2 separate regions of the Mus musculus genome follow, and region 1 is linked to region 2. Evidence: chromatin loops called from intact Hi-C (ENCODE). Cell type or tissue: left cerebral cortex. All regions are shown on one strand. Links, peaks and the distances in the headings refer to the core of each region. The heading gives the core; the rest is flanking DNA.

Region 1 (16,816 bases), core at 5,580-13,579, 610 kb before region 2:
ACTCTCTCCCTACTTGTTTAATATAGTACTTGAAGTCCTAGCCAGAGCAATTAGACAACAAAAGGAGGTCAAAGTGACACAAATTGGAAAAGAAGTCAAAATATCACTATTTGCAGATGATATGATTGTATACTTAAGTGACCTCAACAATTCCACCAGAGAACTCCTAAACCTGAGAAACAACTCTGTGATTGGTTATAAAATTAACTCAAACAAATTGGTAGCTTCCCTATTCTTTTTTTTTTTTTCCTCTTGGGAGCAATTCTCATTTCTTTCTTTCTTTCTTTCTTTTTTAATTTTTTTAATTCGGTATTTTCTTCATTTACATTTCCAGTGCTATCCCAAAAGTCCCGCATACCCTCCCCCACCCACTCCCCTACCCACCCACTCCCACTTCTTGGCCCTGACGTTCCCCTATACTGAGGCATATAAAGTTTGCATGACCAATGGGCCTCTCTTTCCACTGATGGCTGACTAGGCCATCTTCTGATACATATGCAGCTAGAGACACAAGCTCCGGGGGGTACTGGTTAGTTCATATTGTTGTTCCACCTATAGGGTTGCAGATCCCTTTAGGCCTTGGTACTTTCTCTAGCTCTTCCTATTCTTAAAGATTAAACAGGCTGAAAAAGAAATTGGGGGAACAATACTCTTCACAATAGTCACAAATAATATAAAATACCTTGGTGTGACTCTAATCAGAAAGTGAAAACTCTGTATGACAAGAACTTCAAGTCTCTGAAGAAAGAAATCAATGAAGATCTCAGAAGATCAAAAGATCTCCCAAGCTCATGCATTGTCAGGATAAATTTAGTAAAAATGGCCATCTTGCCAAAAGGAATCTACAGATTCAATGCAATCCCCATAAAAATTCCAACTCAATTCTTCATAGAGTTAGAAAGAGCAATTTGCAAATTCATTTGGAATAACAAAAAACCCAGGATAGCAAAAACTATTCTCATCAATAAAAGAACTTATAGGGGAATAACCATCCCTGACCTCAAGCTGTACAACAGAGCAATAGTGATAAAAATCCTGAATGGTATTGGTACAGAGAAAGGCAAGTCGATCATTGGAGCATAACTGAAGATCCAGAAATGTACCCATAAGTGTATCGCTACTTGATCTTTGACAAAGGAGCTAAAACCATCCAGTGGAAAAAAGACAGGATTTTCAACAAATGGTGCTGTTCAACTGGAGATCAGCATGTAGAAGACTGCAAATTGACTCATTTTTATCTCCTTGTACAAAGCTCAAGTCCAAATGGATCAAGGACTTCCACATAAAGCCAGAGAAACTGAACCTATTAGAAGAGAAAATGGGGAAGAACCTTGAGCACATGGGCACAGAGAAAATTTTCCTGAACAGAACACCAATGGCTTATGCTCTAAGATCATGAATTGACAAATGGAAACTCATAAAATTGCAAAGCTTCTGTAAAGAAAAGGACAGTGTCAATAGGACAAAATGGCAACCAACAGATTGGGAAAGGATCTACCAACCCTACATCCAATAGAGGGCTAACATCCAATATATACAAAGAACTCAAGAAGTTAGACTCCAGAGAACCAAATAACCCTACTAAAAATTGGGTATTTACAGAGCTAAACAAAGAATTTTCAACTGAAGAATTCTGAATGGTTGAGAAGCACATGAAAAAATGTTCAACATCCTTAGTCATCAGGGAAATGCAAATCAAAACAACTCTAAGATTTTACCTCACACTAGTCAGAATGGCTAAGATCAAAAATTCAGGTGACAGCAGATGCTGGCAAGGATGTTGAGAAAGAGGAACACTCCTCCATTGGTGATGGGATTGAAAGCTAGTACAACTCTGGAAATCAGTTTGGCAGTTCCTCAGAAAACTGGACATAGTAGTAACTAAGGACCCAGCTATACCACTCCTGGGCATATACCCAGAAGATGCTCCAAAATGTAATAAGGACACATGTTCCAGTATGGTCATAGCAGTGTTATTTATTTATTTTTATTAGGTATTTATTTCATTTACATTTCCATTGCTATCCCAAAAGTCCCCTACAAGCTCCCCCACCCACTCCCCCACCTACCCACTCCCACTTCTTGGCCCTGGCGTTCCCCTATCCTGAGGCATATAAAGTTTGCACCACCAATGGGCCTCTCTTTCCACTGATGGCCGACTAGGCCATCTTCTGTTTCATATGCAGCTAGAGACACAAGCTCTGGGGGTACTGGTTAGTTCATATTGTTGTTCCACCTATAGGGTTGCAGTTCCCCCCAGCTCCTTGGGTACTTTCTCTAGCTCCTCCATTGGGGGCCTTGTGATCCATCCAATAGCTGACTGTGAGCATCCACTTCTGTGTTTGCTAGGCCCCGGGAATAGTCTCACAAGAGACAGCTATATCTGGGTCCTTTCAGCAAAATTTTGCTAGTGTATGCAATGGTGTCAACATTTGGAAGCTGATTATGGGATGGATCCCCGGATATGGCAGTCTCTAAAGAATGAATTTATGAAGTTCCTAGGCAAATGGATGGACCTGGAGGGTATCATCCTGAGTGAGGTAACCCAATCACAAAAGAACTCACACAATATGTACTCACTGATAAGTGGATATTAGCCCAGAAACTTAGAATACCCAAGATATAAGATACAATTTGCTAAACACATGAAACTCAAGAAGAACGAAGACCAAAGTGTGGACACTTTGCCCTTCTTAGAATTAGGAACAAAACACCCATGGAAGGAGTTAAAGAGACAAAGTTTGGAGCTGAGACGAAAGGATGGGCCATCTAGGGCAGTGGTATTTATAATAATAGTCAGAAGCTGGAAAGAACCCATATGTCATTCAACACAGAAATGGATACAAAATTGTTGTACATTTACACAATGGAGTATTACTCAGCTATTAAGAACAACAATGAATTCATGAAAATATTAGGCAATGGATTGGACTAGAAAACATCCTGAGTGAGGCAACCCAGTCACAAAAGAGCACATATGGTATGCAGTCACTGATAAGTGGATATTAGCCCCAAAACTTGGAATATCTGAGATTCAATTCACAGACCACATGAAGCTCAAGAAAAAGAAAAACTGAAGTGTGGATGCTTCAGTCCTTCTTATAAGGGGGACCAAATACTCAAGGGAGGAAATATGGAGAGAAAGTTTGGAGCAGAGAATGAAGGAAAGGCCATCCAGAGACTGCCTCTCCTGGGGATTCATCCCAAACCCAGACACTATTGTGTATGCCAAGAAGTGCTTGCTGACAGGATCCTGGTATTGTTGTCTCCTGAGATACTCTGCCAGAGCCTGACAAATACAGAGGAAGATGTTTGCATCCATCCATTGGACTGAGCACATGATCCCCAATGGAATAATTAAGAGAAAGGACTGAAGGAGCTAAACGGGTTTGCAAGCCATAGGAAGAACAACAGTATCAACCAACCAGACCCCCTGAGCTCCCAGTGACTAACCCACCAACTAAAAAGTACACATGGAGGGACACATGGTTCCATCCAAATATATAGCAGAGGATGGTCTTCTTGGACATCAATGGGAGGAGAGGGCCTTGGTCCTGTGAAGTCTTAATGCCCATGTGTAGGGGAATGCCAGGGTGGAGAAGTAGGAGTGGGTGGGTGGGTGAGCAAACACTCTCAGAGAAGCAGGGGACGGGGTGGGGAAGTGATAGGGTCTTTCCGGAGTGGAAACAGGGAAAGAGGGTAATATTTGAAATGTAAATAAATAAAATATCCAATAAAAAAGTGCAAAAAATAAAAGAAAAATAAGCTTCTTTATGAAGATTGCAAGCAACAGAAATCCGTGGATTTAAATATAAATATTTAGAAGATAGTTATCAAACTGATCATTTATTGAAACCACAGTACACCTTTGACCTACATAACCCCGTGTTTCTGATCAGTCATGAATTTATTTCAGTGGAACAGGCCTGAAATCCAAGTACTTGAATGTGATTGATTACCTCCATAATAGTCATGCCATTGTTACAAGAGTGGATATAGCTTGAGTGGCAGGTTAGTATTATAACACTCAGACATTAATCCCTTTTTTGATCTAGAAGCCTGTGTGAATGTGAGGAAAAAGGAATGTTTTTTCACCACTGGTTAGAATGTAAAATAATGAAGCCACTTTGGAAGTCTGTTTGGAGGTTACTTGAAATACTAGAAATAGAACATTCATATGACCCTGCTATTCAACTCCTAGGTACATACTCACAGGACATTATATTCCATACCACATACTTGTAAATGTATGTTTAGTAGTACTCCATTACACACACACACACACACACACACACACACACACACACACACACACACACACACACACATTAGCTAAGGAATAGACGCATCCTAGAAATCTAATGACATGGTTGAATAAGAAGAAGTGATGCATGCAAATAATGGAATTTTGTTCCACTTTGAAGAAAACTGATATCATATAATTTGCAAGAAAATGGATGGAATTGAAAAAATATTATACTGAGTGAGGTAATTCAGGCTCAGAAAGACAAATGCCACATGTTTTCCCATATAAGGATTATAGTTTTGAGTTTTTTGTTTTATGTATTTAACTTGCAATGTATGTAGAAACCATGAACTCTGGAAATAGGCCATCACAGATGGTGTCTTATGAGCTAAGGGATAATAGAATATACGTAAAATGAAAGGAGAAGAGGGAGGCTATTGCAGGTGGAACAGTTCAAGCATGGAGGAGGCTGGAGGCATAGGTGATGAGTTAGCCAAAATGATGTGTCTAAAAAAAGGATATATGGAAGCCTATGGTCACAACTCAAGTGAAAAAATAATATTAGAGGGGTTATTGAAACATATATAAAATAAAAAAACAAGGAATTACTGGGGTTTAAAGGTTTAATTAAGGATGAGGGCAGGGGATATGGGAAAAGAGGGTGTAATTAAAAGTTAACCATTGTTAAGGATATATGAAAGCCCACTAGTTGATAAACTAATTTCAATGCTGCTCACAGAAGACATGAAATATTAAACAAAAATCATACTACCAGTCATGGGGCACCTCCCTACAAGTTATTGATAAAGAGGATGAAGAACTCCCTCAACACAAGCTGCTACTACAGCTCTTGGTTACCTTTCAGAACTAAGTGGTTAGGACCTATTGTCGAAGACAATGTACACTGGTTTCAGAACATAAGCAATCAGTCTCAAGCTGACCACAAATTTCCCTATGCCAGTGCCTGGCAAATACAGAAGTGACAGTACTAATGAAATTTAAAAAAATTTTTTATTAGATATTTTCTTCATTACATTTCAAATGCTATCCCAAAAGTCACCTATACCTTCCCCCCGTCCTGCTCCCCAACCCACCCACTCCCACTTCTTGGCCCTGGAGTTCCCCTGTACTGGGGCATATAAAGTTTGTAAGACCCAGGGACCCCTCTTCCAAATGATGGATGACTAGGCTATGTTCTGCTACATATGCAGCTAGAGACAAGAGCTCTGGGGGCACTTGTTAGTTCATATTGTTGTTCCACCTATAGGGTTGCAGAGCCCTTCAGCTCTTGGGTACTTTCTCTAGCTCCTACACTGGGGGCCCTGTGTTCCATCCTATAGATGACTGTGAGCAGTCACTTCTGTATTTGCCAGCCACTGACATAGCCTCATACGAGACAGCTATATCAGGGTCCTTCCAGCAAAATCTTGCTGGCATATGCAATAGTATCTGGGTTTGGTGGCTGATTATGGGATGGACCCACGGGTGGGGCAGTCCCTGGATGGTCCATCCTTTTGTTTTAGCTCCACACTTTGTCTCTGAAACTCCTACCATGGGTATTTTATTCCCTATTCTACGGAGGAATGAAGTATCCATGCGTTGGTTTTCCATTTTCTTGTGTTTTGGAAATTGTATCTTGGGTATTCTAGGTTTCTGGGCTAATATCCACGTATCAGTGAGTGCATATCAGGTGACTTTTGCGATTGGGTTACCTCACTCAGGATGATATCCTCCAGTTACATCCATTTACCTAGGAATTTCATAAATTCATTCTTTTTAATAGCTGAGTAGTACTCCATTGTGTAAATGTACCACATTTTCTGTATCCATTCCTCTGTTGAGGGAAATCTGGGTTCTTTATGGCTTCTGGCTATTATAAATAGGGCTGCTATGAACATTATTACCAGTTGGAACAACTTATGGGTATATGCCCAGGAGAGGTATTGCTGGATCTGCCAGTAGTACTAAGTCCAGTTTTCTGAGGAACCACCAGACCAATTTCCAAAGTGTTTGTACCAGCTTGCAATACCACCAATATAGGAGGAGTGTTCCTCTTTCTCCACATCCTTGTCAGCATCTGCTGTCACCTGAATTTTTGATCCTAGCCATTCTAACTGGTGTGAGGTGGAATCTCGGGGTTGTTTTAATTTGCATTTCCCTGATGATTAAGGATGTTGAACATTTTTTTTTCAAGTGCTTCTCAGCCCTTCAGTATTCCTCAGTTGAGAATTATTTGTTTAGCTCCATGCCCCATTTTTTAATGGGGTTATTTGAATTTCTGGAGTTCAGCTTCTTGAGCTCTTTGTATGTATTGGATATTAGTCCCCCATCAGATTTAGGATTGATAAAATTCTTTCCCAATCTGTTGGTGGCCTTTTTGTCTTATTGACAGTATCTTTTGCCCTACAGAAGCTTTGCAATTTTATGAGGTCCCATTTGTCAATTCTTGATCTTACAGCATCGGCCATTGCTGTTCTGTTTAGGAATTTCCCCCCCTGTGCCCATATCTTTGAGGCTTTCCCCACTTTCCCCTCTATAAGTTTCAGTGTCTCTAGTTTTATGTGGAGTTCTTTGATCCACTTAGACTTGAGCTTTGTACAAGGAGATAAGAATGGGTCAATTCACATTCCTTTACATGATAACAGCCAGTTGTGCCAGATCCATTTGTTGAAAATGCTGTCTTTTATCCACTTGATGGTTTTAGCTCCCTTGTCAAAGACCAAGTGACCATAGGTATGTGGGTTCATTTCTGGGTCTTCAATTCTATTCCATTGATCTACCTGTCTGTTGCTGTACCAGTACCACACAGTTTTTTATCACAATTGCTCTGTAGTACAACTTCAGTTCAGGCATGGTGATTCCCCCAGAGGTCCTTTTATTGTTAAGAATAGTTTTTGCTATCCTAGGTTTTTTTTTTTATTCCAGATGAATTTGCAAATTGCCCTTTCTAACTCAGTGAAGAATTGAGTTAGAATTTTAATGGAGATTGCATTGAATCTGTAGATTGCTTTCGGCAAGATATCCATTTTTACTATATTAACCCTGCCAATCCATGAGCATGGGAGATCTTTCCATCTTCTGAGATCTTCTTCAATTTCTTTTTTCAGAGACTTGAAGTTCTTATCATACAGATCTTTCACTTCCTTAGTTAGAGACATACCAAGTTATTTTATATTATTTGTGACTATTGTGAAAGGTATTGTTTCCCTAATTTCTTTCTCAGCCTGTTTATCCTTTATGTAGAAAAAGACCACTGATTTGTTTGAGTTAATTTTATATCCAGCTACTGCACTGAAGCTGTTTATCAAGTTTAGGAGTTCTCTGATGGAATTTTAAGGGTCACTTATATATACTATCATATCATCTGCAAATACTGATATTTTGACTTCTTCCTTTCCAATTTGTAACCCCTTGATCTCTTTTTTTTTTTTTTGTCTAATTGCTTTAGTTAGGACTTCAAGTACTATATTGAATAGGTAGGGAGAAATTGGGCAGCCTTGTCTAATCCCTGATTTTAGTGGAATTGCTTCAAGTTTCTCTCCATTTAGTTTAATGGCTGCTGGTTTGCTGTATATTGCTTTTATTATGTTTAGGTATGGGCCTTGAATTCCTGAACTTTCCAAGACCTTTGTCATAAAGTGGTGTTGGATTTTGTCAAATGCTTCCTCAGCATTGAATGAGATGATCATGTGATTTTTTTCTTTGAATTTGTTTATATAGTGGATTATGTTGACGGATTTCTGTACATTAAACCATCCCTACATACCTTGGATGAAGCCTACTTGGTCATGATGGATGATCATTTTGATGTGTTCTTGGATTCGGTTTGCAAGGATTTTTTTTAATTAATATTTTTATTACATATTTTCCTCAATTACATTTCCAATGCTATCCCAAAAGTCCCCCATACCCTCCCCCCCACTTCCCTACCCACTCATTCCCATTTTTTTTTTGGCCCTGGCGTTCTCCTGTACTGGGGCATATACAGTTTGCGTGTCCAATGGGCCTCTCTTTACAGTGATGGCCGACTAGGCCATCTTTTGATACATATGGAGCTAGAGTCAAGAGCTCCGGGGTACTGGTTAGTTCATAATGTTGTTCCACCATAGGGTTACAGATCCCTTTAGCTCCTTGGGTACTTTCTCTAGCTCCTCCATTGGGAGCCCTGTGATCCATCCAATAGCTGACTGTGTGCATCCACTTCTGTGTTTGCTAGGCCCCGGCATAGTCTCACAAGAGACAGCTACATCTGGGTCCTTTCGATAAAATCTTGCTAGTGTATGCAATGGGGTTTGCAAGGATTTTATTGAGTATTTTTGCATTGATATTCATAAGGGAAATTGGTCTGAAGTTCTCTTTCTTTGTTGGATATTTGTGTGGTTTAGGAAATTTATTTTTTAAATTGTATTTATTTGTCAACAACATACATCAAATTTCTTACATGTGGTTTGTGATCACCAAATTGGACAAAATAGCTCTAAGTGAAAACTAGGTCTGTTTTAATTTTTTACCTTTGCATTGTTAGATTCAAGATATATTGGGGCAGGAATGGTTTAGTGATGTCTTCTCAAGATTCACTTAGAAAACATTGACAAAGATGGGAGGATTATATATCACTAAACATTTATTTTGTTTTAGTATGCATAGAAACAGACATAAATATAAACAAAGATGGTTAATTTATGGGTAGTGGGTTTTTTTATTCTTACTTCCTCCCCCCCCCATTTTCCAAGTGATCTGGAGTTGGGATTTATAGCCTTTGTATTTAGAGTATGATATAGTAAATATGATTAAATGTTCCCTCAGGTATGATTTTTCTAAAAAGACAAAACAAGGAAGGCATCCTTTCCAAGGAATCTGTAAGCAGCTTCCAGAACAATCGCTAACTTGGCAAATGGGGGAAAGCCCAATGGCAGGCCCCTCTGGAGTATGGCCCAAGCATAGCATGTGTAGATGCTCTACCAGCTGCTTCCTCACATCAAATAGCTAACAACCCAGAGCTCCAAAGCCAAGTCATTTCCTGCTGTCATCATTGATGAAGCCTGTACACAGATGGAGAAGTAAATAAAAGGGAGCATTGGTGAGTTTCTATATTTGACCCAGTTACTATTTTTGCCAAATAAGGAGGAAAAGCTTAGAATTTCAAGCATGAGGAAATAGATCCTGATGGTGTGAGAAACATCTTGCTGCTCTTTTTTAGCCCTTTCTAGATGTTTACTTCCTTCATGGAAATCAGGGCAGAACTTGACACAATATATATAGACTCAAAGTTGTAACATTACGATGCAACCTGGAAAAGAGGGGCTGTTTGAGACAGTGAACAAACACACCGATTGTGTGTGTTTAACTTGACCTATCTGAGGACTCACTGGGTAGGCACAAGGCCAAAACTTTATAGCTATCATTGCTGAGCTTTCAAATTTGGACTCTGAGGCAATTTAAGGAAGTAGGCTTCCAGTGAAAATGGTAACCACTCCTATGAGCAGTGGAGTGTTTCATGCAGTCTTAATTCTGGCTCAGCCAGATGAACCGAATGACCATGTGTTTGGCATGATCTTACTCCTCCTCTCAGTTTCTTGCCACCATAATCCAGCACCAGCAGATCTTTTGTGCGCCCCAATTTTTCTTTCTAGTGTATAATGTTAAGGGTTTGTCCTTTGATGCTTTCCAGGGTTGCTTATGTTTATTTCTTAGAGGCTTATAAAAGGCTGAGAATTTGTATGGAACAATGAAGGTATTCACACATTGTAAATGAGGGCTTGTTAAGGCAAAGTTGACATACATGGTCTTTCCAAGACCTTATTGCCAGCAAACAAGCAGATACTTTCCATTGTCTTGGATTGATGAATGAGTCTTCAGAGACAAGTGCTTACTTCAACACAGCTGAAGGGACGTGGCTCCTAGGTTCTAGGCCTAGGTGTATAACAACAAAGGGTAAATTATGTTTTGCCTTTCGATTTTGTATTTATTTTCAATGTTTATTTTTAGTTAGGCCAAGTCTAGGAATATTTAAAAATCACTTCTTGAAATAGCTTTTGTTCCCTGAAATTGGAAAACCTAAAATGCTTTCAAGATGCTAATCATTATATTGATAGTTATAAGATGTTCTGTTTATTTAATACTCAGAAATGAAGTGAGCAGGAAATAGACCCTCTGGAGTCCTGAGGCTTTTTGATGACTATACTCAGCTTGATTACGTTGGACTTGATTATATTGGCCTGTTAGTCAACTTTCTGTTACTATAATAAATACTCAACATAACTAACTTATAAAAGCTTAGGAGTTATTTTGGTTCATAGTTTTGAAAGTTTTGGTCCATGTTTAATTGCTCTCATTTCTTGATTCTCTAATTTCTCATTTGGGCCTGCGGGAAGAAAGCACATCACGGCAAGAGTGTATCACAAAGGAAAAGTCCACAGACACAGGGCAGAAAAATCAGCAATGAGGACCAGGCCAGGGTCCCATAATCTCCTTCATGATATACTCTTAAGATTTCTCACTAAATCCCACCTCTGAAATGTTTAACTACTTTACTTCCTGAGGATCAAAGCTTCTAAAATATTGGTCTATGGGTGATGCATTTCATAGTACAGCCTTCAAATTCATGGAACCAAAAGTTTATATCCATCTCAAAATGCAAAGGACCTTCAATTCATACCCAAGAAGACCCATAGTCTTAACTCAAGCACTGCTAAAAACTCTAAGTCCAAATTATTTTCTGAGATATAAGGTTCATGACATGTGAGCCACAATTAAATGGAAAGATATAATGGTGATATGAGCACAGAGTAAACATTCTCATTTCACAGAAAGGAATAGGGAAATAATAGCAGGTCAGTGCAAAGCAAGACTAATACCAGGCAAGGAAGCATTAAATCCTAAGTCTCCATACACAGCATCTAGTACCCAGTCGCAGGGTTTATACTTGCAAAGGATTACAGCAATTCTAGCCATACCCCATGTCTAGCTCTGATCGCTGGCAAAGAGTCAGTTAGCAAGCATTGTTCATTGTAGGTTCCCAGAACTTCTTGGGATCTCCACGGATATTTTGGCTTACTTCTCTCAGTTCCATATATCACCCAGTTGGGAAATACTTACATGGCCTTGGATCCTGTAATATATTGTGTAGCCACTCAGGTTTTCGTTTGGAATATTAATTGGAATCTCTATACCTCATAAATCCTGTATATTGCAGGTAAATTCCATGGGTAATGCCGGGGTCCACTGCCAGCAGGAACCCACCATTCCTCAGCTCACTTGAACCATGGCTGTTGTAGATTCTGATTGTCTTGGAACATAATCATAATTAAAAGAATTCCTAGGCAATTTTTGTTACCCAGGGTCACCCTGGCTTTCTTCAGAAACTCAGATGCTCTGGGACACCTTTTAAACAAATGTAGACTTCATTTCTCACTTCTTCCACAGTCATTGTATATTCCTTAGAGGCCACCAAGGACAACACTGCCCTTGTGTAAAGAACTTATTTTAATAGGCTACTAACAATATTATTGTCTCTGGCCAACTACTACAGTGCTCCCTTTTTGCCCATACTATAGATTTTTAAAATATTTCTACTCTGGCAGTCTTTGTAGCTGATTCTCACAGTAAGTTTGGCTAGAAGCAGCTAGTGGTGTACATGTTGTTTCCAGAACTGTTTTGCTACCTTGAAATGTCCTCTGCCAAGTAAATTAGTCAAATACTTTAACCTTGACCTCCCATAAAGTCTTAGGGGCTACCTTCATATTCTTTGCCATTGTGTAAGTCTAATAATACACTTCCCCATATAACCTTCAGTTGCATTGGAACTCTCATTAGCATGGTCTTTCCACATTTTATCATCAGTCAGGTCTTATTAGGGCCTATTAGAATAATTCACTGAGCTCTGCTCGTAACTTCCATAAAGCAGTTGCAAGGCAACTTGATGTGTATATAGTAATGCCAAAGATTCCACTTCTCAGTACCAATTTTATTTTTATTAATAAATAAATTGTATTAAGTTTATTAGATTTCCATTAGTTTTATTAGGTTTACTAGGCCCGAGTCAAGAAACTTAGAAAGGTAATTGTATTTGGGGAGCACAGTTTTACAGGTTCTAGTTCATGTTCAGGTGGTTCCATTTCATCTGGAATGTGATAGTTCTGGAAGGCAATAGTAAGGAGCACGTGGCCAAGTGAAACTCCTTAACTTATGACCAGAAATTAAAGCAGAAAAAGAGGAAGAAACTGGGGTCTCTGAATATATTTCACTGGAAACCAATTCTTTTTCTTTTTTTAGTTATTTCTTTTATTAGATATTTTCTTTATTTACATTTCAAATGTTATCCCCTTTCCTGGTTTTCTCTATAACCCCCTCCCCCTCCTCACCAACCCACCCACTCCTGCTTCCCTATCCTGGCATTCCCTTACACTGGGGTATCTATCGAGACTCCACAGGACCAAGGGTCTTTCCTCCCATTGATGTCCCACAAGGCTATCCTCTGCTACATATGCAGCTGGAGCCATGGGTCCCTCCATGTGCACTCTTTGGTTGGTGGTTTAGTCCTTGGGTGCTCTGCGGGGTCTTGTTGGTTGATATTGTTTTTCCTCCTATGAGGCTGCAAACCACCTCTGTTCCTTGGTGGACACCAACTCTTAAAATTGGACTCCCTTTCCATATCACCTGCTTGGAAACTAAATTTCCCACACATAGGCCTTTAGGAGACAAAATTATTGCCCAGACATGAAATGGTTTCTACAAAACATCATTCTGTAGATGGAAAGTAGCTCTAAAGTAGTGGCTGTTCCTTATTTATTTTATATGCAACATAGATACCGATGGACTTGGTAACATCAATTTTAGAGGACATTTTCTTACCTCTAATATAGAAGTGCCTCAAGGGTATTATTTATAGCAAATCCACACTAGAATAATCAGCTCTCTGTTGTCTAGGAACCAGCTCAAATTATGCCAAGGTCGCGGATAGAATCTCAAATGACCCATTTGGTTTTTGACAGATGCTAGAAGCTCCTCTAGTGTTTGCCATGTTGCAAATGCACTGTGCTCATAAAAAGACTGGATCTTGGTGTCTAACCTATCTGAGGTTTTATGCAAGAATTTTATAGTAGGAAAGCAAGGACCTGAGGAGTGTTCAGAGCTCTAGACTATAGCAGAAGAAGAAAACTAAAAAGGCAATGAATCCAGATACAGTGGGTTTGACTTGTGGCTTTACTAAAATCAGATGTCCCAGTCACATGACATTTATACTTTAAACCTTAGTTTCGTTATCTGTTAATTGGGCATAATAACACATAGTTCACAGTATTGGTAAGAGTGGGAGAAAAATCATTAAATACACTGAAGCATAGCATGTTGTTTAAGACATAGTGAGTGACCAGATGGGATATCTAGAGGTTGTATATGCAAATGCCCTCCCTGCCTCTTGGCAGTGAAGTTTGTGATGTTGGAGGAGATGGAAGACTTTTATGTTTCATTTTACTACATAATGCTGATTTAAAATTCATTTAAAATTAAAAAATTAAAATTAAAATTCATACCTTACTTTGATAGTGTCTGTAAGCACCAAAAGGCACAAAAGGTAAAGGAAGTCAATTGCTATGGTATGGTCCTAGTTAGTGTCCAAGTAGGCAATAAGATCAGAGGTCACCCAGATTGTTCCCAATGACTGTAAGGATAACAATGTTACCATTACACTATGAGGGCTCTTCAAGTTTCTTTACATATTTTCCAGGGCAGGATTTCATATTTGGGCTATTTTGCTTTTCATGCATTCAAATTACAAAATTTTTCTTTGTATGTCGAGCCCAAATCTGTCTGCTTATGATGCCTTTCTGTTGGGACTGCTTAATTTCTTTCACAGAGTCACCCACAGTAAGCTTATTGGATTCTACTGTATCCGATGCCTTATCACAGTTTTTATATATTTAAAAAAGAGATATCATGTCATTTTGAAATTACATCTTTTTTTGAGACCCCCCAAATGTTTCAGTATTTATAGTTTCTTCCTACTGTCACAGATTGTGTTCTATAGAAGTTGACGTTGAAAGGACCTTTGAGGTATAAGATATTTATTATTTATCAATACTTGTAAGGGAATGGGAGGCGAAAGTAGGGGTTGGAAAAGGAAGACATTGAACTGTGATTCAAGTTTTACATAAATCTCACCTAATTAACTCTAAAGAAAGTATTTCCTGTGAATGCTGCTCATTGGTAGGCTGAAGTGGCCATCCATCACACACAGCCTCTGTCTACAACCAGGTGTAGAGAAAGATGTCACATTGGGTGAAGCAGAAGTCTATAGTTGAGTCTTTCTGTTTACCGCTTCATCTAGGCACCACATACTTCATTGGAGACAGACTTTAGTGAAGACATCCATATGTGTACCTTTTTGTCTACTGTTCACTGTACCAGGTAGTTTCACACACATTCTGCACATAGTTCTTCTATGTGCAAGCGAGTCACTGGCCCTCTGTTTCTTCCAACATAGAAAAGATGAGAGGTGAGAGATGTTGATTGGATGAATTTCAGCTCTGTTACAACAGCTTCCTTTAGAATCTCAATTGATATCTTGTCCCTCTTTCCCTGTCTGTTATAAAATCCCACCGCCAGTTATTTCCTCCGTGATCCTCATCTCTGAAGGCTTGACATCTCTGAAGGCAACCAGTCCTTACTTTATTTATAGTCATACTTGGGTAAAGGATTGCAAAGAGATGTTCCAATACATTACTTAAATTCTATACCATTGCTTAATGGTAGTTCTATTTTTGACTCAAGTTGATTTTTTTCCAGATGAAACTTTTCTTGCTCATCATGAGAAATAAGAAGTTCTCAGTACCCAAGTTGCAGCTATGACCTCTCTCTCTCTCTCTCTCTCTCTCTCTCTCTCTCTCTCTCTCCAGGGTTTTTTTTTTTCTGTATAGTCCTGGCTTTCCTGGAACACAGTTTGTAGACCAGGCTGGCCTCGAACTCAGAAATCTGCCTGCTTCTGCCTCCCAAGTGCTAGGATTAAAGGCATGTGCCTCCACTCTCAGCTCCTCTTTGTCTCTTGAGGTATGTTTTCCCACTTGGAAAATCATGCCCTCTGAGTTAACAAAGCCCAGTATTTCAGGGATAGGAAGTTCAAAGTACCTCAATAGGGTAGGTGGATTGTATTGGCTGGCTGGTTTTGTGTCAACTTGACACAAGCTAGAGGTATCTGAGAGGAGGGAATCTCAATTGAGAAAAATGACTCTATATGATTGGGCTGTAGGCAAACCTGTAGGGTATTTTCATGATTGGTGATTGATGTGGGAGAACCCAATCCATTTTGAGTGATGCAATTCCTGGGATGGTGGTCCTGGGCCTTTTAAAAATGAAGACTGAGCAAGCCAGTAAGCAGCAGTCCTCCATGGCCTCTGCTTTAGTCCCTGACTCCACGGTTCCTGCCTTGAGTTCCTTTCCTAATTTCCCTTAGTGATGGAGTGTACTGAGAGCTGTAAGAAATAGACCATTTCTTCCCTAAGTTGCTTTCAACCATGGTCTTTTTGCACAATTATAGAAACAGTTCAGATTTCTGGATGATAATGTCAGTTATACAACATAGTCCTGGAGTTTTCAAGGGTCTGCATTTTTCCTTTTCCAACTGCACCATTATTTATGAATGGTTATAAGCATCTTTGGGAAAGGATTTAGGGAAATCGTTATGATGCACAATTGATTTTTGCAGACCTTCTTTCTGTGCCTCATTCTCTTTTATTCAATGGATTTAGGTCATAAAACTAACAGGTTTATGAATAGGTCCAAGAATTATATCACTTTTATTGAGGTAACTTGCACTAGTCTCAAAGTAATTAGATGTCACTTTTTATTTGTACAAAACCAAGTAGCACCCTTCTTCACTACCAGTCTCTTTTGCCTGTAAAGATTTTACAAACAATTTTACATTCTAGTAACCATCTTCCTAATACCCTTGTGGATCAGAACTTATTGACTGCCATGCTGACCTTGCTAGTCATTAAACTCCACGGTTTTGTTTCTATAGTTTTGACATTTTGACACCACTCAGCTAGATTTGGTGACTGATTCTCTTACATCAGCCCTAACATGCACAGTAGATAGACCTCTTAAGATTCTGGTGATGTTGCTACTTCTATTATCAGAACCCTTCCCTTAGTATTGACACATAATGTGCCTCCAGGTCCATTGCTTGGATCATAATCACATAATGATTTTTTTTCCTACGTTATAAAATAGATCTAACCTACAATGACTATTTTTCTGAGCCTTTAAGTATTTCTTCCACCATCTACATTAGCATTTCCACTCATTCAGTATGGGCCATTATCTTTTCTACGTTATCTATAATTCATACCATTTTCTGGGTTCCTCCTCATGGTGTAAAATCTTCCAAATTTAGATAACACTTGTAAATCAATAGATTCTTCCACATTCAATTTGCCTTGCCTTTGTAAGTCACCAGTACAACTCAGTTCTATGTGTTAGTCTCTGGGCTCTTACTGGTAAATACTAGATCATTCTTGTGGCTGCTTTGCAGTAGAATTCCTTTCTTTCCTTATCAGATTCAGCAATTTTTAA
Region 2 (16,816 bases), core at 3,626-11,625:
CAATGTCAGGTGCAGCACAAAATGTCAAAAAATACTACTTCAGTTAAGGACAAACACATGCATTGTACTATTCCTGGCTTTAGTTATTTATGACTCTGTCTTCGCTCTCAGTTGCTTTCTTTCTTTTTCTTGCTTCCCTTCTTCCTCTCCCCTCCCCCTTGTTCCCTTTCTTCTTCCTTCCAGCCCTAAACTGACATTCAGAACAGGGAGGTAACCTATGACTTAGGGAGAGTAATGGTGATTGCTGAAAGTACTCATACTCTCACTCCCTTCTGACCTCTTGCATCCCATGAGGATATTTTAAAATAAAAATATTGCCTTTGAGACATGAGGTCAGTTTCTTCTCCTCGGAGGTTGCCAGTGATTAAATAAGAAGTGGATGGATCATAGGGCTCCCAATGGAGGAGCTAGAGAAAGTAGCCAAGGAGCTAAAGGGATCTGCAACCCTATAGGTGGAACAACATTATGAGCTAACCAGTACCCCGGAGCTCTTGACTCTAGCTGCATATATATCAAAAGATGGCCTAGTCGGCCATCACTGGAAAGAGAGGCCCATTGGACTTGCAAACTTTATATGCCCCAGTACAGGGGAATACCAGGGCCAAAAAGGGGGAGTGGGTGGGCAGGGGAGTGGGGGTGGGTGGATATGGGGGACTTTTGGTATAGCATTGGAAATGTAAATGAGTTAAATACCTAATAAAAAATGGAAAAAAAAAAAAAAAGAAGTTACAAGAGTTTTCTCGGTTGTCAGATTCCCAGTGTGCAGGGACAAGAAACAATAAAAATTAAAAAAGACCACCTGTCATGCTGACAGATCTTCCCAGTAACACACCTAACTGAATCTGACAGTTTAGACCACAGGTAAGGGCTTTGAACCCAGCGTAACAGATGAAAATGAATAGAGTCATTTGATGTCAAAATGCAACTGACATGTGACTTCATAGAGAGCAGTCCTTTCTAATGCCATGGCCCTTGAACCATTCTGTCACCCCAGTCACTAAAAGTACATACCATCATCCATAGCACACCAGGGCTCAGCCCATTAGCTGTGATGGCAGAGTATGTTTTTGTTGACTTCATCTTTTGTGAGACCTAGGCTCGCTATGTTGTAAAGGATGCCCTTGAATTCTTGGTGTCTAATGGTATACCTCAATCTTTTAAGGAGCTGGAACTGTAGGTATATGCCACAATACCTGGCTCTGTTGACTTTTAGTTTTTAATTTTATGTGCATGGGTGTTTTTCTGGCATATATATATCTGTGTACCACATACATGTAATAGTCTCAGAGGCTGGGAGAAGGTATGGGACCTTGCTGGAACTAGAGTCGCAGATGGTTTAGAGCCACCATGTGGGTGACAAGAACAGAACCCAGGTCCTCTGGAAAAGCATCTAGTGTTCTTCAGTGGTGAGCCATCTTTCATACCCCATATATTGCATTTAAAAATCTATTCCTATAAACTAATAGTTTCTTCCATGTAACCAAATTTTATCATAAGTTTCAAAGCATAATGGTTGTGATCACTAAAAAAGTAGTCAAGTCATTTTTCCCAAAGACCTTAGAACCAGTTATCAATAGAGAGGTAATCTTCTATTTTCAAAATTAGAAAGCACACTGTATTTCACCACTTTTCTACTTTGAAAGTGGCACCTAGAATGTAAACAGGCATCTTTCACTTAGATTCTAATATTAGGTTTGAGAACTAAGTACCTGCCCCTCATTCCCAGATGAACTCAGGAGGAGAAATCATAGAGCTTACATTTGAGATCTCATATGTTTAGACTTCAACTACAATTAATGAATACTTGTATCAATCACATATTTATGTGTAATATTTCATATCAGAATCATTTCAGTAAGGCAGTAGTTTATCTATCCTAATTTTACGTAAAAGGAATTTTCTTACATTGTCAGCTCAATAAATTGTAACTTTCCACAAGGTCAGAATTAAATCCAGGCTTTCAAGCTAAAACCTGGGGACCTATTCAATACATTATGCAACTTTAGGCAAAGTTTAAGGTAATTTGCTTTGACTAAAATCTAGCTAAAATAGTTACATTTATAGACTAATATACCTTATGTGGTATTGATTCCTCCTTTGCTAATATCCTAGATTTTATATTTATCAGCAATTTAGAATATGCATATTATACCAGGGGATTGTTGAAGTTACAAGATCATTAGTAGGTCCTGACTGCCACCACCCTCTTGGCTTTTAATACATTAAGGTGAAATTTTGTCCTCTGTATAAAACAGGCAATTCCACACATGGGATTAATTGGGATTGAAACTAAAGGGATTGAGACATAGATTGAACTACACTTATTTGTGTAGAGATGGAGGTGCCTCAAGCTGTGCTTAGAGCATAGGCTAATTTCTTGAGCCTGTTCCAAGAAATTTCTATATATCTAGTGGCATAGAACAACACACTTTTATTTGATTCGACCTTTGAGGGCTACATATCCAAACTGCAGTTGGCAGTTGAGTCATACAGCTTCCTCTGAAGCATCCGGGAATGAAACTTTGTTTCTTCTACTGTTAAAGGACTCTAGACACTCTAGACTCTTCTGTCACGTCTCAAAGTCTCTGGGCTCTCCTAACACCTGATGGAATTAGCTGCAAACCATCCTAGATCCATTTGCTCACTGAAGCAGTAGTATTAAACAGAGTAAAGATTCGGGATTGTGACAGAACTGGGTTAAATATTACTCTTGCATATACTGGTTATTTGACCTGTTTGGCTATTTACCTGAATCTCATACTGAAATGAGGAAGAATCTGTTTTTATTTGAGGCTCATGGGAGATGGGCAAAAGACCAAGACTTAGGTTTAGTGCCTACCTTTGTCACCTGCTATACAGGTAATTTAGAACAAGAAAAGAAGTACTTAAATCCTGTATTGTGGGTTGAATAATATACAGAACATCTTGTCACTCACATGTATGTTGAAATTTAATAATAAAATGTACAGAAATTATAGTTAGTAGCAAAAGTTTATCTTAAATTTATTGTTATTGCTAGATAATTTTACAGGGTATTTATTCTAAGACAGATATATTCCTATGTATGATGGGCATGAGCAATACAAAGATGTATCTTTGTCCTCCTGTAATGAAGTTTGACCACCAAAGGTGAAAGAATATTATTCTGAGAAGCTAGCAGCACCAGTGGAATTTTGCCACTTAATTACACCATTATAATCATGGTCACTTTCCACAGTTCCCTAATTATTTCCATGGAATACAGTTTAAGTTATCTTTAGTTTGTGACAAAAATGTATAAGTTGGAGGAATTTTGAAAGAGATGAAGAAGCTAGCAGTGAATTGAGTTTTAAAAACCCAAGAAAAACCCAAGATTTTAAATACAGTGAACACTTCAATATCACAGCCGAAGCCTAAAGCTAATGCCTTGTCTGTCAAAATTCACAAATTTTAAATATGTCCTGAAGACAAATAGAGACATGTGTGTGGCTAACAACTGAGCCCTTTTAATTGCATTTCATATTTCTGACCAAATGCTTATGAACCTACTTGCTTACATATATATGAAACATTTTGAGCATTTGGGCATCTGTGTTGAACACAGAAATCATTTTCTTATATAGATTTCACTATTTATTAAATACTATAAATGCTCTAGAAAGGATTTAAAGTAGATAAGCTGATGTGTTGAGATTATATACAAATATCACACATTATTCATGAGAGTTCAGCATGAGCATAGTCTCACATGTATGAGTCAACTTGAAACTAAACCCTGCAAATTCTGAGGAATAACTACACTTTCAACACATTAGTCTCACTCCATATTCTCACAATAAAAAATATATAGAAGAGGTAGCATTCATAGGTAAACTGATGTCATTGTGATAGCCCACAGCTTATGTGTGGAGGAGTTGTTAGGAAGCTAGGCTGAGAGTCCCTTGGCAGAGTCAAAGGAGGCTCACCAGAAAAATGCCTTAGTTACATTTATGGTTTAATTTCATTAAATGTCTTCATTTAGCATGAATGCAAAGGCTTGTATGTGGAAGTCAAAAGACAAACCCTAGAAGTCACTTCTCTTTACCAAATGGGTACTTGAAATTGAACTTGGAACTTTTGACTTGGCAACAACTGCCTCTACCCATTGAGCCATCTTGTCAGTCCTTCAGATACATTTTGAGTCATTATAAGTAGAAATTTTACCAATGCCAGAGAGCAAAGTCATAGAAATTGGCAAATATCAAAAATAAAAGCTTAGGGCAAAAATGTTTTTTTCTTAAGTTCTTGCCCTATCTTGGCAACAGTTCCAAGTCCATGGATAAGGTATGTACAAGGATAGAGCATAGAGGCATTAGGTCTTTGCTTCAGTTAGTCACTAATCAGCCAAGGGTGTAGTGGGGTTTTTTGTTTTTGTTTTTTTTTTTTTGTATTTGTTGTTGTTGTTGTTTTGGGTTGGTTTTTTTTGTTTTGTTTTGTTTTGGGTTTTTTTTTTGTTGTTTTTTTTTTGTTTTTTGTTTTTTGTTTTTTTTTTTTTTTTTTTTTTTGAGACAGGATTTCTCTGTGTAGCCCTGGCTGTCCTGGAACTCACTCTGTAGACCAGGCTGCGCTCGAACTCGAATTTTCGCCTGCCTCTGCCTCCCAAGTGCACCACCAATGCCCTGCGATTAGTGTTTTCATATGCCTACAAATCATATGTTGAAATCCCTGTCCTCATGTGATGGTATTAGAAGGTGGGTTATTGGGAAATAGTTATTCTGTGCAGGTGGAAGACTCCTGATATGAGTTACATTATGAGAAGAGGTCCAAGATACAGTTCTCTCTCTCTCTCTCTCTCTCTCTCTCTCTCTCTCTCTCTCTCTCTCTCTCTCTCTCTCTCCTTCCCTCCCTCACTCTCTCCTTCCTTCCTTTCTTTCTTTCTTTCTTTCTTTCTTTCTTTCTTTCTTTCTTTCCTTCTTCTTTCTTTCTTGTTTATTGAAAATACAAGATACACTCCCCCTTCAAAATACAACAATCAAATATGAAGAAAACAGTATACAGAAACAAAAGACAAATACCTCCCCCCCACACACACACACTCATATGATGCTCATGATTTTCTGCTATATTTTTGTTTATTAAAAATGCATATTTTGGGCTGGGGATAAATAAATATTGTAAAAAGAGAGAAAATACAAAATTTTCTCTCATACAATAAATCCTGACCACAGTTTTCCCTCCCTCTACTTCTCCACCCACATCCAATCTTTACAAGATACACTCTTCCTCTGTTTCCCTTTAAAAAAAAAAGAGTAGGTCTCTAAAAGACAATAAATATGAAAACAAAACAGGATACAATAAGAAAAAACAAGTGCCCTCAAGGCAATCCAGTAGAAGGAAACAAGTCTCAAGAGCAGGCAAAAGAATCAGAGATACCCGTGCTCCCCCTGTTAGAAGTCGCACAAAGCCACAAAAGTAACAGCCATAACATACACAGAGGACCTGGTGCAGACCCATGCAGACTCTGTGCTTGCTGCTTCGGTCTCTATGAGCCCAATGAGCCGTGCTCAGTTGATTCAGTGGGCCATGCTCTCCTGGTATCCTCCATCATCTCTGACTCCTCCCCCTCTTTCAAGAGTTCCCTGAGCTCCAACAGGAAAGGACCAATGGAGACATCCAGTTTAAACTCTCTCTCCACATAATATCTGTCTGTGAGTCTCTGCACCACCTGTTCTCACCTCCAGCCAGAGAAAGCCATTCTGATGACTAAATAAAGCACCAATCTTGTAATTTCATTCTCAGGTCTTGAACAGTTTTATTCATTTCCTTTAACTGTTTGGTTGTTTCTCTTAGCTTTCTTTGAGTGATGTATTCATTCCCTCCAATTATTTGTTTGTGTTTTCCTGGATTTCTTTGAGGGATGTATTGATTTCCTTTTAAGGACCTTTATCATCTTTGTATAGCTGGTTTTAAGATCTTTTTTCTTGGAGTTCAGCTATCTTGGAATATTCAGGACCTGCTGTAGTGGGCTAGCTGGGCACTGGTGGAGTCATTTCACTTGCTGTTATTGATTGTGTTATTACACTGGTGTTTACATGTCTAGATGTCTGCATTCTAGGTACTGATTTCTGGGTTTGTGTTTATTGTGTTTTTCTGTTCTTTGGTTTGTTTCCTCTCTGGATTTTTAGAGAGTGGTTGGGAATGTGTTGCCTGTTTTACTAGCCTGCTCTGCTGGTGTGTGCATATGGGGCAGGATGCTTGCTGGTGTGGAGGCTGGAGGAAGGGAAGAATATAATCTGTGGGATCCACAGGAGGCATAAACTGGGGGACGAGGACTGCTGCTGGCATTCAGTCTCGGTGCTACTGGTTAGAAGTTTTTATTTGAGGGAACAGAGAGTGTGAAGATCCACAGACAACCTCTCATTGGTTTATTTTCTACCCTATGAAAATATATCAGTAAGGTTATCTTTATGCAACCTGGAAGAACCTGAGCATGCAAGCCCCCTGGTTTTGAAATATCTCCACTGTGAAAAATAAATATCTGATGCTTGAGCCACTCAACCTATGAGAAGCTGTAGCAACAGCCCTAATAGATTAACATGCTCAGTATCTGTTTCGGGAAGCAGCATCCTTTCTCTTTGCAAGAAGATCTTGGCTACAAAGGCCAATGGTTCCTTGAAATGTCTACAGCCTCATCTGCCTGATTAAAGGTTAATTCCAATATTAATTAATCATTCCTCATTTCATTTCTTTTCAAACATTTTCATAGTGTAGATAATGAGGAGAAGTCATCTCCTTTGAAAAGTCAGACAAGAACCAACATGGTAGAGAAATTAATCTAAAATTGTTGCAATTTAAACTATTAAGTGGGCTGATACTGGCAGTTTCATTTGGGAATTCAAGATTTCTCTGTTTCTCTAAAGGCAGAAGAAAGCATTGGTTTACTGGACAGACTTTTCAAAGTTAAAAAGAAAATTAACTAACTATTGTATTCATGTCTTCAAAGTAGTGCTTGTAGAACTCAGGCTTTATAGTTGAAAATTAGAAGTAGCTAATGAAATTCTAGTGTTAATAGGGACTCTCTGGCTTGCACAAATTCACACAGTTCCTCAGAAATATATTTAGCTGGACTAAGTTCCTGAAAGATTTCAGATGCATTCTGTTTGGTCATTACTGCTCCTTGGCCTTGATAGTAAGTGATGTTGGCTCTGGGTAGGTATAAGACATCGAGAAGTCAAGAGCAAAGATAGGTAGGAGAATCATAACTGAGTCATAGAGGTATTTTTAAAACAAACAAACAAAAACAAAACAAAACAAGAGCACCAAAAAAACAAAAACAAAACAAAAACAAAACAAAAACAAAAACAAACAAACAAACAAAAAAACCTACTGCTTGAAGCAGGTACTGTAGATTAGAGAAATCTGGAAAGCGAACCCTGAATGGAAAACCCTGGGAGAGCAAGTTGAGTAATGCATACCTTAGAAAGAGCAACTATACTTGTTTGTTGATTTTTTTTAACTTTTTGAAACAGCATGTCTTACTACATAGTTTTGGCTAGTCCCTAACTTTGTATGTATACCAAGCTGGTTTAAAACTTTGGAAGATCATTTTGCCTTGTACTCTGAATGCTAGCCTTGTGTACCACCATGCCCAGCTCCAGTGGGCTTTTTACTCCCTTCAACTAAATCCTTGTTTTATAGGAGCAACTGCGAAATCAAAAGGAATTTGGTTGGAAGGTTTATGGACTTGGTTCTTATCATATTGTGTTTGAATTGCTTATTAGCCATCTATGTGGAGGTGTCAGGTAGTCAATTGAACAAGTTAGTGGAAGTGTGAACTAGAGATATAGCACACATAATCTTTCAAACTGTTGGCTTGATTAAAGTTATGTGAAAGGGAAAAATATGAATACTGTAAAATAGACTGAGATGAAAATTCCAGTGAGATAAAAACACATGTAAATGCATAAAGTGTTCAAGAAACCAAGGGAAGAGTAGATCATATCAAAGATGAAGTAATTGTTCATAGTATGTTCTACTGTGAGCTAAAGGAAAAGTTTGGAAGAATAAGTATCTAATCATTTGACTGCATGAGGATTGTTAATGATTTTGACAGAATTCTTATCTCTAGGATCTGTAGGATGAAAATAGATCAGTGTGAGCACAGTTTATAAAAAGTAGACTGCAAATAATGGCTATTGACTTATAAAAGAGATTTTGCTGTGAAGCAGTGATATCAAATGGAGAAGCGAGGTGGTACAAAACTGTTTATATGTTGGACATGCCTATTGGTTGTTGAAGATGGTTCTACAGAGAAGAAAACTGACATAAGACCCAAGAACAAAGTTCTAGATGGAGAGATATAGTCAGATGAAATGGGACTATTGCTAGTATGATGTTGTGGTAGGAAGGGACAAATGTAGACAAGTAGAGAAATAAAAGTCCAAACATGGGATTACAGATAGTTGAGTGATGTGGGAAAGAAACCAAGCTTTCCAAAGTAAAATAAAGATAGTAGGTTTCAACACTGGACACAAAGATAAGAAGTTCATTGTTGACATTTGCAAGTTTGAGGATTGATTAAATGATGATGAAACCCAGATGGCAAGTTAGAAGACTTTCAGTGGTTTGTATTAGAAAACTTTAAAAGGCAGTAGTGAAAGGCAGTAGTGGGAGTAGCTATATAAGAAGATGATGGGTTCTTTTATTTATTTCAGTTGAATGACAAGTACGTTTTAAAATTGCACTTGCTATTGAGATAATTATCAGAAGCAGTATCTAGAAACCCATTGCACAACTCCCTAGATTCCCTCAATTGTAGCATCCCATAATTACACAATACAATTTGGATATTGATATTCACAGAAAACATCAATTGTACCTGGAGTTCTACAGTATCACCTACATTTGCCTCTGTGTATGCATATGGATTTCTGAGTAGTTTTCCTTGTTTTGTATGCTAATTCATTGATAATTCTTTCTGGTATCACGAATTTTAGCTGTCTCAATAACTTTGTAGTGCTAACTTGCCATGGTTCTTTTTTGTTTTGTTTTCCAGACAGCTAATGGCATTTTTTCCAAATCGTTATTTGTCATCCATCTATTATCTTTGTATCTTTGTGTATCTTTGTATCACAGTATTTACTTATGTCTTTTGTATAATTTTGAGGCAGAAAATGTGATTTTTATTTTTGAACTTTAACAATTCTCTAGCATTTACTTGCTTTTCATGTTTCTTTTAAGGTATTTTTATAAATTCTTTGAAAATTTCATAGAAAGTATTTTGGTTATATTTACTCTCCCCAGATCCCCTACCACATCTGTACCAACCCAACATTATGACATATTTCTCTATTTTTCAATTCATCTAGTACAGTTTGAGTTCCTGTGGAACTTGTCCTAAGGTGTAGTTGACCTACCAGGGTCACATAATTAAAGACAGTTTACCCTCCTTCTAGCAGCTAATGCCATTAGCTGCTCAGCTATGAGTGTAACTGTGTGGTCACCTTTCCCTTCTCCATGCTGAGATTTTGATCTGACTTGAGCCTGTACATTTTCATGCTGTCACAATCCCTGTGAGTTCATATATGCAGCCCTGTTGCATCTGGAAAGCACTGTTTCTTTGAATGTATCTACAATTTCTGGCTCTTAGTATCCTTTCCTCTCTCTTCCACAAAGAACCCTGAGCTTTGGAGTGAGGAGGCTGCTAAAGATGTCCCACTTAAGGCTGAGTATTCTGTAGTGTCTTGCTGCTTGCAGTGTGGCCAGTTGTGGTTCTCTGTTAATTACTTTCAGCTTATTACTTTTTTTGTAATAAGGAACTTATCTGATGATTCACCATGTATCTAGCACTAGCTAAGCTAGCCAATAGGAGTGAATAACGGCCTGGTCTATCCATACTCTAGTCTCAAATATGTGCTATTTTCAGCAGTAGGGTCTAACTGCCCACTTCTGTACTATAGCCAAGAACAATGGCAATACCCTGTAATGACTTAACTTTTTTTTTTCTTTTTCTATGGAAGCCACTATTTAAGAATCTTCTCTAAGCAGTCTAGAGTCCCAAGAAGAATAACAGACAGATATGTAGTTTGCAAGAATTTTTTTCAAGAGTCATTCTCTTCATATGGTCTTTCATAAAAAAACAAACAAAAAAGACACCTTTTAAAATTCAGTATTTGAGAAATATTTTTCTGCTGCTTTCTGGTTTCCATGGTTTCAGATGAGTAATCCACTGTCATTCAAATTGATGTTCCTTTCTGAGTAATGTGTGTTATCTCTCTAGCTCCTTGTAAGATTTATTTTTTGTCTTTTTTTCAGAATTTTAATTGTTTTATGTGTCACCGATGATTTCTTTGGGTTTATCCCATTCAGAGTTAGCTTCCGGAATCTGTAGGAGGTATAATTTTAATCAAATTTGAGGATCTTACACTCATTTCCACACACATTTTTTTTCAGCCCCATTTTCCTCATCATCTTTTAAGGTCCGTATGATGTGAAAGTTCAGTCTTATATTGGTTTGCTGCTTGTTCTTTTTTTGTAGTTTCTGTTCAGATTTTTGCATTTGATTCTTCTTTTCTCATATATACTGCTGCCACCCTATGTAATCTCCCCTTTACTGTTAAAATTTGATTTAAAATATTGTAGTGTGCACCTCTAGGATCCCCATTGGGTTCTGTCTTCTAATTCTCTGAAATTTTGCTATTTTTCATTTGTGTCACCAAAAGGATAAATAAATGCTGCTACATGTTTTTATAATGGGTGATTTAAAATCCTTGCACATAATGCTAAATTAATGCAGTATTAACATGGCCTAAATACTCACTACTTCATTTTAAAATTTCTCTAGTTTTTTTGTATGACACTTGAATATTTTGAAATATGCCCTATATATTTTATTAATATATTCAGAAGATAGAGTTCTACGGAAATCTCTTTCGTTGAGTGGATATTCAATAAGCAAAGATAGGGTATGGTGATCTTGTCCTACTTAGTGGGTTATGATTTTATTTACAGCTTAGTTTTTCCCCATAGCTTCCCTCTTTTAAAATATACTTTATTTAAAATAAAACTGTATTATTCCCCCATTTCCTTTCCTCCTTTCAACCCCACCCATTCATTCCTATCTTCCTCTCAATGACCAACTTTTCTTTGACTCTTATTGTTACATATCTATATCTAGAACATAAACATACACATGCAGTCTGCTGAGTCCATCTTTGTTGTTTGTGTGCATATTACTTTAGAGCTGACTACTTTGTATTAGATAACCAATTAGGGGACTCATTCCAAAGATGGCTAGCACTTTCTCTGTACTAATTATTTGCCTTAGTTCTTTGTCTATGGCTGGGAATTCATGAAATTTTCCACATGGATGCCTAAATAAGTCATGAACAATGGCATCTTAGATTTTAGATCAGTGCTGTTTTGGTCAGCATAGACCATGAAATATTTCAGGATCTCTAATTGTACTTATGGGTGAAGGAGAGATTTTTTTGAAGGCAAATAGCTAACAATAGCTTTCTTGGGAAAGCCTTTCTCATTATTTCTACCCATTTACTCTATCATTACATGGCAGGAAGAAGAATGCAATCTTAGGTCTGTTTGTTCCTTTTATGGGGACAAATATTTGTCAGGCAGAAGGTAGAATCTTCTTGCTTGGTTTAACCTGATTTTCTAATGTATCTTAAAGGAGTATATGTGAATTGTAGAGACAAACATTGTAGATCTCTGGGTTACAGTGGCTGGTCCCTGCCAGTGCTGTAAGAGTGCTCTGAGTTTCTAGGGGATCGAAGCTCTGGTAGGATGGACAGAGAATACATCCCTTGACTGATTATTGTGAGGCAGATGCTTAATCACTCCTCCTTGCTTTGCTGCTTGTGTCAGGATCACCTGATATTGTCAAAGGGTTTCTCACGTCCTGCAACAAGAAATTAGCCTGCTAGTTGTTCAGCAAGGAATTTAGGAACTGATGAGCTGCATCCCATATTTGTTGGGAGCATGAAGTCCTAAGATATCATGCCTCTTCTCTAGTCCTTTTTATAGGCAGCTGTAAGCAGCCTTTTGGGTTGCCTCTTGACATATTTCCATAGTTTGTGGTTGTATTTTGTGCAGAGGAGTATGTAGATTTGCTTCTATACTTCTTTTTTATCTACACAGGAGGCCTGTTACATAGTAATTGTACAAAAACACTGTTCTTCATTGTGACATTTTCATATATTTGCATAATATGGGTTCACTGCCCTACCCTTTCTGTCTCCTTTCCTAATTCTGGTACTTATCATTTTCTCAAATAGTCACACTGCTATTTTCATGTGTTTTTGTTTTAACTTAGATTCCACATTTGAGAGGCAGCATGTGTCATTAACTTTCTGAGTCTGGTTTATTTTGTTTATTATGATGATTCCCAGTTCTGTCTATTATTCTACACATGATATGATTTCAGTCTTCATTATGGAAGAATGCTTCATTAGGTGTACCTCATTTTAATTATTCATTCACATATTGAGAGACAGCTACATTAGTTCTATATCTTGACTACTGTGAGTACTATAGTAATGTATATGGACACCGTTAATGTTTACTAGCATTTATTCCTTTGGATATATACACCAAAGTGAAATAATTGGATTCAATGGTATTTCTAGTTTTAGCTTATTTTGTAGTAGCTATAATAATTCATACAAATACAGTTTGGGGGTTCCTTCTCACGTCATCCTAACCAGGATTGTTGTGAATTGGTTCTTGATGGGTTTTACTTGATCATCTCCTTTATTTTACAGATTTGGGATTTGCCTTATTCTTAAGTTTATGACATTAAAATACCTCTGTGAGTTATTTATTTGCACTCTATATGATATTTATTATTCTATATCCTTCTATCTCTGAAATTATATATTAAAATTGCCATTTAAGTACCCCAAAGGTTCTAATAATGTATGTTTGGTTTTCATTTAATATTAGTAATGTTTATATTTTCTTCCTGTTTACGCCAACAAACAATCAGTGTACTGATTGCTCAAAAGTAAAATTTTAACTTTCCACATGTTTATGTAGTTTCTTTTGCTGTTTATAACTTTATTCTATTATAATGTATATAAAAACTTATTTGATTTTTTCTAGTTATTAACATTTAATTTATGGTTTAAAATGCAGTCTACTTTTGTATAACTTGTTTTGTCTGCTGAGAAAATACATTCTTCAAGTGTTGAATGCAATGAATGAATTAATGAATGAATGAAGTCTGTTATGTACCTTTGGTAAGTTAACACCTTCAATTGTCAGTCCTTAGGTGCTACCTGCCTTTGTGTGTGTTTGTGATAGCTTCTGTCACTGACCTGGAACTCACTACGTAGACTAGGCTAGTTGGCTAGGTGGTCATATGCATCATGCCCAGCTTTGTAAGTTCTAAGAGCTAAGTCTTTATGGCTACCAGGAAAGCACTCTACCAATAGATCAATCTTTTTAGCCTTAATCCTTATAGTTACCCATTCCCTTTATTAAGATATGATGACTTTTAAAATAAAAGATTTATTTTATTTGTAGTTATATCTAGTTGTGTTCATGTGTGTGCGTATTTGTGTGTGTAGGCACTTGTGGACGTCACATTTTTTGGGTACCTCTGGAATTACAGGTAATTGTTACCCTCCTGATGTAGGTGATTGGAACTGAACTCAGGTCCTCTGGAAGAGAAGTACCTGTTCTTAATCACCGAGCCATCTTTCCAGACCCTCAGGTGACCTTCTTTTTTTTTTTTTTTTTTTTTTCAAGACATCAAGACAGGGTTTCTCTGTATAGCCACCACACCAGGCTCAGGTGACCTTCTTATCTCCTCTGATTAATTTTGTGTTGAAGTCTATTTTATTAGTGACTCGTGCACCTACTATTCCTGCTTATATTGGGGTTCCATACTTGATGTATTCTTTTACAATCAGGACATATTTTTTTGTGATCCTTTGTTTCTTTCAAACAGAAAACAGTTGGATCTTGTTTTGAGTGCATCCTGCTAGTCTGCAGTGTTTATGTAGACACTGGAGACTGTTTCCATTTACCAGTATTGATGAGAAGGAGCTTCGTATTCATAGACTTCTTGCCTGGCTGTCTCAAGTTCATTATCCTCTCCCTACCCTTTTCTTTACTTTTAAAAATTATTTGATTCTTAATTATGTGCATGTGTCTGTGCATGAGTGTGTGCACATTAAGTGCAGATGTTTGTGGAGGCCAGAAAAGGGCCTCAGATACCTGTTACTGGAGCTACAGGTAGTTGTAATCACCCTGATGTGGTTGCTAGGAACTGAAATTAGGTCCTCTGCAAAAGTAATACATAGCCTTAATCAGTGAACCATCTCTCCAGCCCACTAGTGCGTTTTTGAAATGTAACACATCATATAACCACTTCTAGAACAATCTCTAGAGCAGTATATGGAATAATCTGGAAAAAATTACTATAACAAAGGAAATGGTGTTCAAAACCTCAAAGGAGCATATCGCTAGCTTATCATCTATTAAGTTCCATGTTCAAAATTATAAAATAACTTCACCCTTCTACTGTTAACTGGAAGAATCAACAGATGCACTGCTGGGCCCTTAGGACACCAACTCCTTTTTTCTGTCCATTCTTACTGTCCATTTAACACTCCATGGACAACCCATAGTCTGATGTAGACAAGTTCTCCAGAATCTGGCTCCCAAGCTACAGTCAAAAGTGAAGTGCATATTTAGCTTCTCATTTCAATGGTGCAGAGTCTTAGCCTCCGGCAACACTTCTAGAACCTTGCTCATAGCAACCATCCTCACATCCATTTGACAGAATTCAGAGACACTTCAGATCTGCCTTTGCAGCTAGAGGATGCCTCTTTGGCATGACAGCCATGTGCATTTTAGCAGAGCAGCTGCTAATGCTAGTCCATGAGTCCTCAGGACCTTCTGTAGTTCTGTATCCAGGAGAGACCAAAGCAGAAGGCACTTGTACAGCATCCATGCTGGCCGACTGTTGCAAAGTCCACCACAACTCAGTCCTAGATGAAACCATTTCTTCTAAGGGCAGCAGATGAAAATCAGGCACTAATCAAGACTCAGTCCCTTCTGAATTTCCCCCACAAGACTTTCTTGATTAGTGCTCACTTCCCCTCTGCTGGCCACTGAATAGAGCTCGATGACACCTTCATTCTGTTCTTGTTCACCAATAATGACCATCAGAGGAATGTCTGTTTTCTCACAATAGTGCAACTGGGTTACAGTTTAGGGTTGTTTTATAAGGCATCTCTGCCTTGATCCCTGCATCCCAAAGTTCTGCAATTATCTTCAAATGTTCTCAAAGAAAGTTGTTCTGGGGTATGTCCACAAACACTTGGGTCTCTGTGGTTTGAACCTTCTCACCAGAAATCTTCATCTTCTGCTCCACAAGGTAGAAGATTCTCTCTACTCCAATGATCAACCTCACATAAGGCACATTACGGCCTTGGAATCAAACTGGGCTACCAGCCTGTTATAGCACCTGCCAGCAGCCACACTACTCACACTCAGTCTCCTTTCTGGCCTGAGCTGGAGACTCTAGCAATACTGCTTCATAAACCATTCCTATAAAATAGTCCAGGCCCTATGCCAGACTCAGATTAAGGGAGATCTTATCAGCAATTCCAAATAAACTCAGGTATTCAAAGAGCAGCTTCAGGTCCTCTAGGCCCTGCAAGGCCAGCTGGCTTTGGGATAATTTGGGATCCTTGAATAACTCCTCTGCCAGGGATATTGGATGTAGTCCCTAGTTCGATTGGCCACCTCAGGCTCTAGGCCTTTCTTTGCCACCATCTCATGCCTCATGTCTTCCCAAGACATCTTGTCTAGTTTGTCCATTGAGGAGCAAATGGGACAGAGCTTGCTTTCAGAAACACCACAGCAAACATCCTGTCTACAACCCAACAATCATTTACCTTGATGAGAAAGTCCCCCAGTTTCAGTCCACTTAGGACTTCACACATGATCTTCAGACACTGAATCAGGGATCATTGAGTCAAACTCACCAGCAATGTCAAAATCACAGTGACAGAACTCCCTGTAGCCCTGGACTATGGCTGAGCTCTCTCGCCTCCACACCTTTCCAACTTGATATTGTTTCATCTTCTTCAATTTTTTCATGGCCAGATAGTAAACAAAAGGGGCAGTAACTCTCCACATTGATCCTTTAAATCATACATGAGACCAAAGTTATCTTCATACCTCTCAGTGAGCATTTCTTTTAGCTCAAATGCGGGCGTATCCAACCCCTTTGTCCCAAGACATTTAAAATATCTTATCAAGAATTTTCTCTCTCACAACCATCTGTTGAGGACTTAAATCCCTGGTACCCTTTGGGACCGTGATGATAAAATTTAGTTTTTCTTGATGTGGTTTCAGTTGTTCAGATGTTAACACTGCCTTTGCAACCTTTAATCCCAACAGTTGGAAGCAGAGGCAGGCAGATCACTATGAGTTTAAGGCCAGCTGGTCTACATAGTGAGCTCTGCGCAGCCAGGTCTACACACTGAGACCACATGAAAAAAATAAAAAGGGAAGAAAGGAAGAAAGAAAGGGAGGGAGGGAGAGAGGGAGGAAGGGAGGGAGGGAGGGAGAGAGGGAGGGAGGGAGGAAGGAAGGAAGGAAGGAAGGAAGGAAGGAAGGAAGGAAGGAAGGAAGGAAGGAAGGAAGGAAGGAAGGAAGGAAAAAGAGGGAGGAGGAAATGAGGAAGGGAAAGAGGGAGAAAAAGCCTTTCTCCCCTTTTTAATCTTGTAACTTCCCTAGTTTACTCAGTCGGACATGCTTGATTAATTCCAAGCTTTCATATGTGAATTTCTTTATTTCATTTATACTTTCTTGACCATTCCTGTTT

What was found. Peaks named below come from ENCODE experiments on the same cell type or tissue, not always from the same donor. Only the 100,000 strongest peaks of a DNase experiment are listed, where the experiment ranks them.
Region 1: it touches region 2 in a loop (2.6-fold over the local background); 3 of 42 quality-filtered maps call a loop at or near these places.

Annotation. Positions count from the first base shown.
Region 1 is chrX:59,810,401-59,827,216 of GRCm38, reverse strand. No RefSeq gene overlaps it. Among named protein-coding and RNA genes, the nearest start is that of F9, 180 kb to the left of the region's middle. In left cerebral cortex, for the core only: no CTCF peak of the experiment used is centred there; DNase peaks (open chromatin) are centred at 9,316 and 9,560.
Region 2 is chrX:59,195,847-59,212,662 of GRCm38, reverse strand. It overlaps a transcript of Fgf13 not described here and the pseudogene Gm14890. Among named protein-coding and RNA genes, the nearest start is that of Gm36570, 25 kb to the right of the region's middle. In left cerebral cortex, for the core only: no CTCF peak of the experiment used is centred there; no DNase peak of the experiment used is centred there.